Regions from separate parts of the Homo sapiens genome. Here region 1 is linked to region 2. A link is an interaction called in ENCODE POLR2A ChIA-PET data of the cell type or tissue named here. Cell type or tissue: A673. All regions are shown on one strand. Links, peaks and the distances in the headings refer to the core of each region. The heading gives the core; the rest is flanking DNA.

The links. ChIA-PET counts read pairs that join two places held together with the same protein. Peaks named below come from ENCODE experiments on the same cell type or tissue, not always from the same donor. Only the 100,000 strongest peaks of a DNase experiment are listed, where the experiment ranks them.
Region 1: POLR2A ChIA-PET joins it to region 2 with 5 read pairs; 1 of 35 experiments calls an interaction of 5 or more read pairs at or near these places.

The regions. Positions count from the first base shown.
Region 1 is chr1:59,871,418-59,875,749 of GRCh38, forward strand. It overlaps HOOK1 (hook microtubule tethering protein 1), which reads left to right. Exons shown (of 22, transcript NM_015888.6): 22 at 1,378-4,332. The coding sequence ends at 1,548. Among named protein-coding and RNA genes, the nearest start is that of CYP2J2, 53 kb to the right of the region's middle. In A673, for the core only: no CTCF peak of the experiment used is centred there; no DNase peak of the experiment used is centred there; H3K27ac peaks cover 576 bases.
Region 2 is chr1:58,771,604-58,776,005 of GRCh38, forward strand. No RefSeq gene overlaps it. Among named protein-coding and RNA genes, the nearest start is that of JUN, 10 kb to the right of the region's middle. RefSeq lists enhancers at 1,711-1,910, 2,542-2,601. In A673, for the core only: no CTCF peak of the experiment used is centred there; a DNase peak (open chromatin) is centred at 1,978.

The DNA.
Region 1 (4,332 bases), core at 1-4,000, 1.1 Mb after region 2:
ACTCAATTTTTGCCCATAAAAGGTTTCTGAAGAAATATGAAGATCTGTGTAATGCAAAATTAAATGCTTCTAGTTACTCAGTATTTATTTTAACATCCTCTAAAGCCTCAGTGTGTCCTTTACTGTATTTATTACTTTATTTTTTTTATCCAGGGGTTACTCTTCCTATTTGTCTCTTTGTACTACCAAGGAGAAAATAGCATAGTTTGAAATGTGTTTTATTTTGTCATTGGTAGTATCAGTAGGATATTTTCAAGAGTAGCATTTCATGATGTATATGGTTCTTTTGCATTATTCTAGTCAGCCAGAATAGGCTATTATCTACTTTTATCTCTTATTTATACAAAGGCATATCACTTTATAAACTTCCCATGTGTGAATGCTGTGCTCCACCAGAAAGCACTAGTTATTCTTCCTGAAACATGGCTCATGCTTTCATGACACCATGCTTTTCATCTGAGCTCTTTCCTTTCTTCTGTTGGGTAAAATATTGCTTAAAGGGCCCTGAAGGAAATTATGTGTGAGGTATTCTCAGAACTTTCTCTCATGAGTCAGTCATCCTAGTTGAGATCAGTGACTGTGTATTATTTATTTGTTCTTCCATGACCTCTTGATACATAAATCAGTGAAGATATTGTAGCCAGGTAGTCCATGATTGATTCATTTTTTTCAGCCTATATTTGTTGAGCATCTAATATCCATGTACTGTACTAGTTACTAGTGATGCTAAGTTCAGTAAAATTGTGTTATGTGGTCTAGTGGGAGAGTAATGACTTCCCTTATAAGAAACTCAACAGCCAAAATATGGTAATTTATCAGGTATCAATATTGAGATAGACTATAGTAAATTTAATCTATACTGGTGGTTCTTAAACATTAACTTGCCTCAGAAGACTTGTTAAAACACAAATTGCTAGACGCACTGGCAGAACTTCTGATTCAGTAGGTCTGGGTAAGGCCCCTAAATTTGTATTTTTAACAAATTCCCAGGGATGCTAATCTTGTTAATCCGGGGACCACCCTTCAAGAACCTTTGATCTAAGCCATTCTGTTGTGACATGTCTGCTCATAGGTGGTACGGTGATGGCCCAAACACAAAAATTTTTATAATTAAGTCTAATTCCAGGCCATTCTTTTAAGTTACTGTTTTAAATAATTTTAAATTTAGTGATTAAATAGAGAAAATGGATTTTGTGCCTTCTTACTAGCATTACCATTTCATAGATTAATCAGCTTCTGAACCCTTATTTTCTATAAAAATGAGGAAAGCCTTAGCTTTATAGGTTGGTTTTAAGGATTAAGTGTCTTTATGTGAGAAGCACTCGGCAAACTCTGTTTAGTCATGTTAAATAAAAAATATATGTTTTTTTTTTTCAGAGTCTAGCATTCCAGAAACTGGGGATGGAATCTAGACTTGTGAGCGGCGGTGGTGCCTGCAGTGACACTGGTGCGTGCACTCCTGCGCGGTCTTTCTTAGCGCAGCAACGGCACATCACCAACACCAGAAGAAATCTCTCTGTTAAAGTCCCTGCTACAACATCTGATTAAACTGCAAAAAAAACAAAACAAAACAAAAAAACCACATAAAATAGAAGTGTCCTTAAAATATTTTGTACCTTTCAACTAACTACCAGATTGAAAAAGAGTTTATGATGCGGGATATCAGGTATTTTAAAATCAACATGCATCAAATTAATTTTGCCAGTTGACTTTAAAAACAAATTATAGAATTAGCCATCTCTCTGAGGGAGCACATTTGAATAATTGGAGATGCAGTTATACACACATTTCAAACAAACATTTGTCTTTTGAGAGTATTATAATTTCAAATTGGCCTTGTATATTTTAGTTAAATGTTTTCAGTTGTATTAGTAACTTAATTAATTTTCAATAGCTATTCAGTAATACTTAATCTTAGAACATTAATTGGATTTGTTTAATCTTTTTTTGTTTTTTGTTGATTTATATGAAAACAGTCTTGAGGCAGGGACATGGAGAACTATGCAAGGGTGATTTCTTTGACTTAATATATACAAGGCTTTACTTCTGTCCCCTAATTCTTCCATTGAATGTGTACCTCTACCTTGTCATGTCATGGAAGATACAACATTTGGAAGATCTGACAATTGGAATGACTTTGGAATAATAAAATTGACTAATTGGAAATTTTGCATATTCTGAAAATCTAATCTCATAGTTCTAATTTGTACCTATGGCAAATAAGGGCTTCTGGACATCATGTTTAAAATGTTAAGCATAAGAAATAAACTGACATTTGTAATAGGTGACTTTCTGATGGAAAGCAAGCTATATATATATATATATATATATATATATATATATATATACTTTTTGTGAAATGTCTATATACTTTTTAAGGTAATTAATGAAGATTTCAGTTATTGCTTTTAAGCATAAAGTTGTATTTAGCTTCTGCTGAAAAATTGTATCATATAATAATTTTGCTTCATTGAAAAGGGATGTTGCAGTGATGAAACAAGGTGGGATCAGTTTGATTTTGTTTACTTATTAAGGAGTTTATCTTGGGCTCAGTTTGTGGTATTCAGTTCGTTTCTGCCCAAAGCTCTTATTTTCAGAGGTGTTACTTTTGAACTTTTGGGGTCATTTTTAAAAGTTAGCACTTTTGAATTTTAGTTGTGTTAAATATGTGCTGTCGTATATCATAGCCATGAGCCATATATGACAATTTAAATTTAATTAATTATAAACTCAGTCTCTTGGTTGCACCAGCCACATTTCAGATGCTCAATAGCCACATGTGGCTAGTGGGTACCATATTGGACAGGGCAGCTATAGAATATTTCCATCATTGCAGAAAGTTCTATTGGATAGTACCATAATCTTTTTATAGTAACTTGGAAATACTATTTGATATTAGATGTTAGACCACAAAAAGAAGAAAAATGTTAGGACTATTTCAGATATAAAAAGGAACTGAATTGTGACATAATTAGCATCTTACATTCCATACAGTTGAATACCTTATGCTGTGACAACCATAGTTAATCATTTCAGTGCTGTTCAACATACATACCTATCAGCAGTGTGTTTAGACCAGGGGTCTGCAAACTTTCTGTGAATGGACAAAGAGTAAATACTTTAGTAAATGTCTTAGGCTTTGTGGCCTACATGATCTTTGTTGCAAGTACTCAACTCTGCCATTATAGAGTTAAAGCAGCCATACACAATATATAAACAAAATGGGCATAGTTGTATTTCAGTAAAACTTTATTTACAAAGACAGGCGGTAGGCCAGATTTGGCTTGCATGCTGTAGAGCTGTGGTCTAAATTTTATTCATAGACTTTCTTTGCAAATACAGTGTGAGTATTGTTCCATTTACAGTATTATTATTTTTTAGATACCTGGTTTTTAGATTCTTGCCTGGTAACTTTTTACTGAAAATACAAGAATTTCGTACTGCATTTGCATCTCCGAGATTAGGGAGCACCTGTCAGGATATGTTGTTCTATCAGGGTTACTTCTGTTGACTACCTCTTAGATTTTGATACAGTTATATTGTTGAGTTTCATTTTCATATATTCTTGTAGTGTCTGCTTGCCTGTGACTTCTGGTAAAATAAAATAAGCCTTTGAAAATATTTTAGCATGGTATTTAACATTTTCTAAATATTATGGCATTTTGACATATTTTAGTCAGCGAAGACATCTGCCCCTTTGGTGTTTCTACTTGCTTATGATTGAGATTTTACAAGCCCTTCAAACTCCGTTTTAAAGGAATTTATTGTAAAACATTAACTTTAATAAATTAGTGTTTTCACAGATCAGATCATTATACTTGGAACTTCTAAATCATGCAATTTCTGAATAAGGACATAAGGCTAGATTCATTTTTCTTAATAGAGAAAAAGGAAATTTCTGATTTATCACTTTTCTAGTTGATAAGTAGGATTCAAAACGTTTGATATGTAAGTATTTATATAAGACTAATGTAATTTAAAGTTCTGTATTATTGTGATTAATCATACAGAAATTCAGGAACTGATCAGAAGTGAGATTCTTTTCCACATCTGGTTAATGTAGTGAGTTGACACCCTGTGGGTGGTAAAGCATTATAAACATTTCATCTTGAACCATGATTTATACACATCTGTGTTATAAGGGAGGCTTGAGTACATATACCAATGAAGAGATATTCAGCATTTGTCTATTTGATAAGGAATTAAATGTCCTAGTGATTATAAAGTAAAACCACAGACCAATTTGCAAATGATCTTCAATGTTAAGCACTTGCTCTAAGATTAAAATTCCTTTTCTTTTTAAGGTTAAGGGTGTGTACGTATGGCAGTGAT
Region 2 (4,402 bases), core at 1-4,000:
AAGTATAATAATTAAAAAAAAAAACCAAAACTACTTTGGTTATCCAAAAAAAAAAAAAAAGAATGAACTAGTGTGATTTTCAGAAAAAACCTGGGTTTTCTTTGCTCACCATCATCTGGCTGCTCAGTTTGTTGACGACTTGAGGGTACTATATTCCGATATGGCAAGTTAAACCACATACTATCTGGAACCACCTGCCCCTGTGGCCTCCCCTCCTACCTTGTCCCCTCCCCCTGAAGGAACCACGTTTTCTTTTCTTTTCTTTTCTTTTTTTTTTTTTTTAGACGGAGTCTCGCCCTGCTGCCAGGCTGGAGTGCAGTGGCAAGATCTCAGCTCACTGCAACCTCCGACTCCCTGGTTCAAGCAATTCTCCTGCCTCAGCCTCCTGAGTAGCTGGGACTACAGGTGTGCACCACCACACCCAGCTAATTTTTGTATGTTTAGTACAGACGAGGTTTCACCATGTTGGCCAGGCTGGTCTCGATCTCTTGACCTCATGATCCACCCACTTCGGCCTCCCAAAGTGCTGGGATTACAGGTGCAAGCCACTGCGCCTGGCCCGATATTCACTTTCCTAAGATAAGACTTTAAGAAGACATTGACCAGAATTGCCCATTGAGAGACCAAAAAGTAAATAATGAGTAATGCATTGTGACCCAATTTTAGAAAGGCAGTAGATACCTCTAGCCTGGTCTGCAAGGTTTGATAATAATAACAGCAACAATAATCACTAAATGGATGAGCTCTGGTAGTTGACATTTTCTTTTGATCCCCCCAGTATCTACTCCCTCCTAGATCCTGATTTTCCTTTGAAGATACCCTCTTTCCTCCCTGTCTGGCCATGTGCTTTGAATGACTCCACAACCTTGGTTTCAGAGGTGGGCACTTGACCTACACTTAAGCTGGTCAATATATCCCACTTCACCCCTTGGCCATACTGATTGGTTCAGGGATGTGTATGTGACCCAATTAGATCAATGAAGCATAATTCTGGGAGGCTGTGAGAAATTGCTGTAGCCCTCTGACCCCTATGGATGGAGAGTTGGGACTTTCTGGACACTACCACATGGAGACTGAAGATGAAGCTAACACTTTCCAGAGCAAGCTGAGTGACAGACAGAAATCAAAGCCTGATGATACCATTTGAACCCTGTATATAGCCATGTCTGGAGCTACATCTATGATGGTTTTTGACTGATATATTTCAATAAAAATCCTTTCCATTTAAACTAAGTTTCCTGCCTCTTGCAACCATGGAATTCTAACTGATACATTTATGATTTGCTGGCACTAGGTTAAGTAAGCTCTTTTACATATATTGACCTATTTAATCGTTACAGCAACACAATGGGAGTAGATATTATATTATCTCCATTTCACAGTGAATGCAACTGAGGCTTAGACAAGTGAAATATTTTCCCACTGACAGCTCGAGGTTGATATTAGAATTCAGATCTTAGCCACTATGCTGTTTCCTCGGCATGCGAATATGGCTGGAGAGTGGCAGCATGGTTCTTTCTCAGGATTCCATATCCTCTCAGGCACTTCATCCAGTTCTCTCCCTCCCCTCCCCAACACTGGTAACCCATTCCTTCATTTTGCTGTCCTTTCCCTCATCTCTTCTCCCAATCTCACACCTTGACTTCAATACTCCCAGGAGATAAACATTAGGCCCTCCACCTAGCAAGTTCAGAGAGCTCAGGTTTAGAGCAAGCTCAGAGAGCCTAAGGCAGGAGACTGGCTGAGATGACCCCTGCACAGCCCCCAGGCCACCTTGTTGTGGAAGCTATGGCCTTAGCCTGGGTGCTGGTGATTGCTTCTTCCTTTTCTGGCACAGAGCCACTCTCAGAGGCTTCTTTGACAGCACCTAGGGCAAGCCAGGCTGATAGGCACCCTGCTCGAATAAGGCATTTCACTGCCTGGGCATTTGTGTGCAGCTGGCTCTGTTTGAAATCCTGCCTCTTTCTGACTTCACTTCCTGAATGTGCTGACAGGCCTCTGAGCCAAGCCAAACAGGTTCACAATGCAGTGCCTGCAGAGTATTCCCCCGTGAGTGCAGCTGGGGAAACAAAACTTTTCTCCAGCCCACAGAGAGGACCTGCCAGCCCTTATATGACCAAGAAGTAGGCCCTGTGAGACCTCGTTGAATCTTAATGGGAAATGTTTTTATTTCAGCTGTGTGTGTGTGTGTGTGTATGTGTGTGTATGTATTCCTGATTGTATTCCTGATTTTTTTTTCTTAAATTAACAAGTCGACAGTAAAAACTAGCTAATTATTCTGTGCCTGCTGTATATAAGTGCTTTAGATGTATGTTCCTCCCAACAACCTTCTGTGGCAGCCATGATTGGCCTCATTTTTGCAAAGAAAGAAATTGAGGATTAGCAATCAATGGTAAGGGACTGGCTCCATGCTCCCCAGCTACAAGTGGCAGAGGCTAGATTTAACGCAGGGGCACTTCACTCCAAAATCTGCATGCCTCTGAGTCATAATACCTCAATTCTCTCCCCTAACTCATAATACCTCAATTCCTGATGTGTTTGTTCAGAAGTGCAGTGAGGAACAGTGGGAAGGGCAGAGGCTCTAGTGTCTTTCTAGCTCTGAAGTTTGGCAAGATAGTTTTTTTCTCTAAATCTCAGTTCCTCATATACAAAATGAAATAACAGTGCCTGTGTGGCAGAGAAGTTGCAGAGTTCAATGAGATAGAAATTTACATGGCAGTACTATTCAAGAGCAAGGTCCTGTGTGGACAAAGCCAGTTCTTTGGAGTCAGGAAGAGTTGGATTCAGCTTGAGCTTCTACAAGTCACTTATTTCCTAAAGTTGAACAAGACCTGATGCTCCATTTCCCCTTAACACCAACCCTGGAAGTCCTAACACAATGCCTGCTACATAGGAGACATGTAGCAAATGGTATCTATTATAAATATTATATACGTGTCGGTTTTTATTATGCTTGTAGCAAGCATTATTGGTTCCTACCAGAGGATATCGTTCCTACTGTTGGTTCCTACTAGAGTTAGAATATACTAGGTAATGCTATAAGAACAAGCAACCCTCAAATTCAGTGCCTTAAAGCAACAAATTCTTGGGGGATTTTGCTCATGCTAAATGGTCACTGTGGGTATGCTGGTGGTCAGGAGTTGTGGGAGAGGAGAGTGGACTCTGTCCACATCACTATCGTTTAAGGACACAGGCTGATGGACATTGCATTCCTGTGTGTCCACAGTTGCCAAGGCAAAGAAAAGGGAAGATGTTGAATCTTGTAGTTGCTCTCAAGGCGTCCTATCTTGGTGTGATATGTCACCATTGTTTGCATTTCATTGGCTGATGCAAGTCAGAAGTCCTCTCGCTTAAGTTCAAGGAGGTAGGAGATGGCAAAGTACAAGCAATCATGGTGGGTTCATTTCCTAGTCATGAATGATTTTGAGTCTAGGAATATGACCTGCTCCTGTCCAATGGGACAAAAGGGCAAGTCTACTGGGGTGGAGGTGGGGAGCCGCTAGGAAAGTTTCTCTTGTTAATAAAAACAGAAAGATGATAGTAAACATTCCTGCATTGCTGGTGACTATTGTGTTGACTTATGATGCCGGAAATGCTGCAGGTATCTTGAGTGCTCACAAGAAACTTCCTTGACACACTGAGAATGGTGAAATGAAAAGATAGGAGGCACCTGAACCCGTGATTATGTCATTAAGCCACTACATTAGCCACTCGTGGACTTGTTTCATAGCTGGTCTTCTGGTTTACGTTGCATGTTCTGTTGCTGGCCCCTGCACACATCTTAACTGGTAGAATGGTCAATAATAGAACAATTCAGATGCCTGCCCATTTTTCTCCAGGATAACATAATATCAGGAAAAGTTTCCCCCTTCAAGCATGAACCTAAGATCAATCAATACACCCTGGAAGAGATTAGTCATCAGCCCAAGGTGATGAATGTACAATCCTCAGGATATTTGGGAAATATTCAAATTCTGTCCAGGGGACCAGTGAGTACCTACAACCTAAGAAGGCAATAACTGTATTGGTCATCTGGTAACACAATTGTTTGAAGCAATAATGAGGCAATCATCAAACAATGTTTTTTAGTGATGTACATGAAAGAAGTTTGTATAGCAAGAAACTCTCAGGGCTTCTCAGCACAGAAGTGTTCGTTCTCTCCAGAGAGGGGGAGTTTGCAGAGAGGCAAGGAGAGTTCATTAGACATTGCTGCGGCATGGACAAAATATCCCAGGAGACTATCTGATTACCTTTGCTCAGATGCTGTGCACATCAAAGAACCTTCTGATAACTAATTCAGTCCTCAGGGTCCTTGATGTAGACGTAGGGGTGTGCACTGAGTAAGAGACCCAAGGTCACCAGGATTTCTGTTTCTTGGAACAATATAGGTGAAAAATATGGT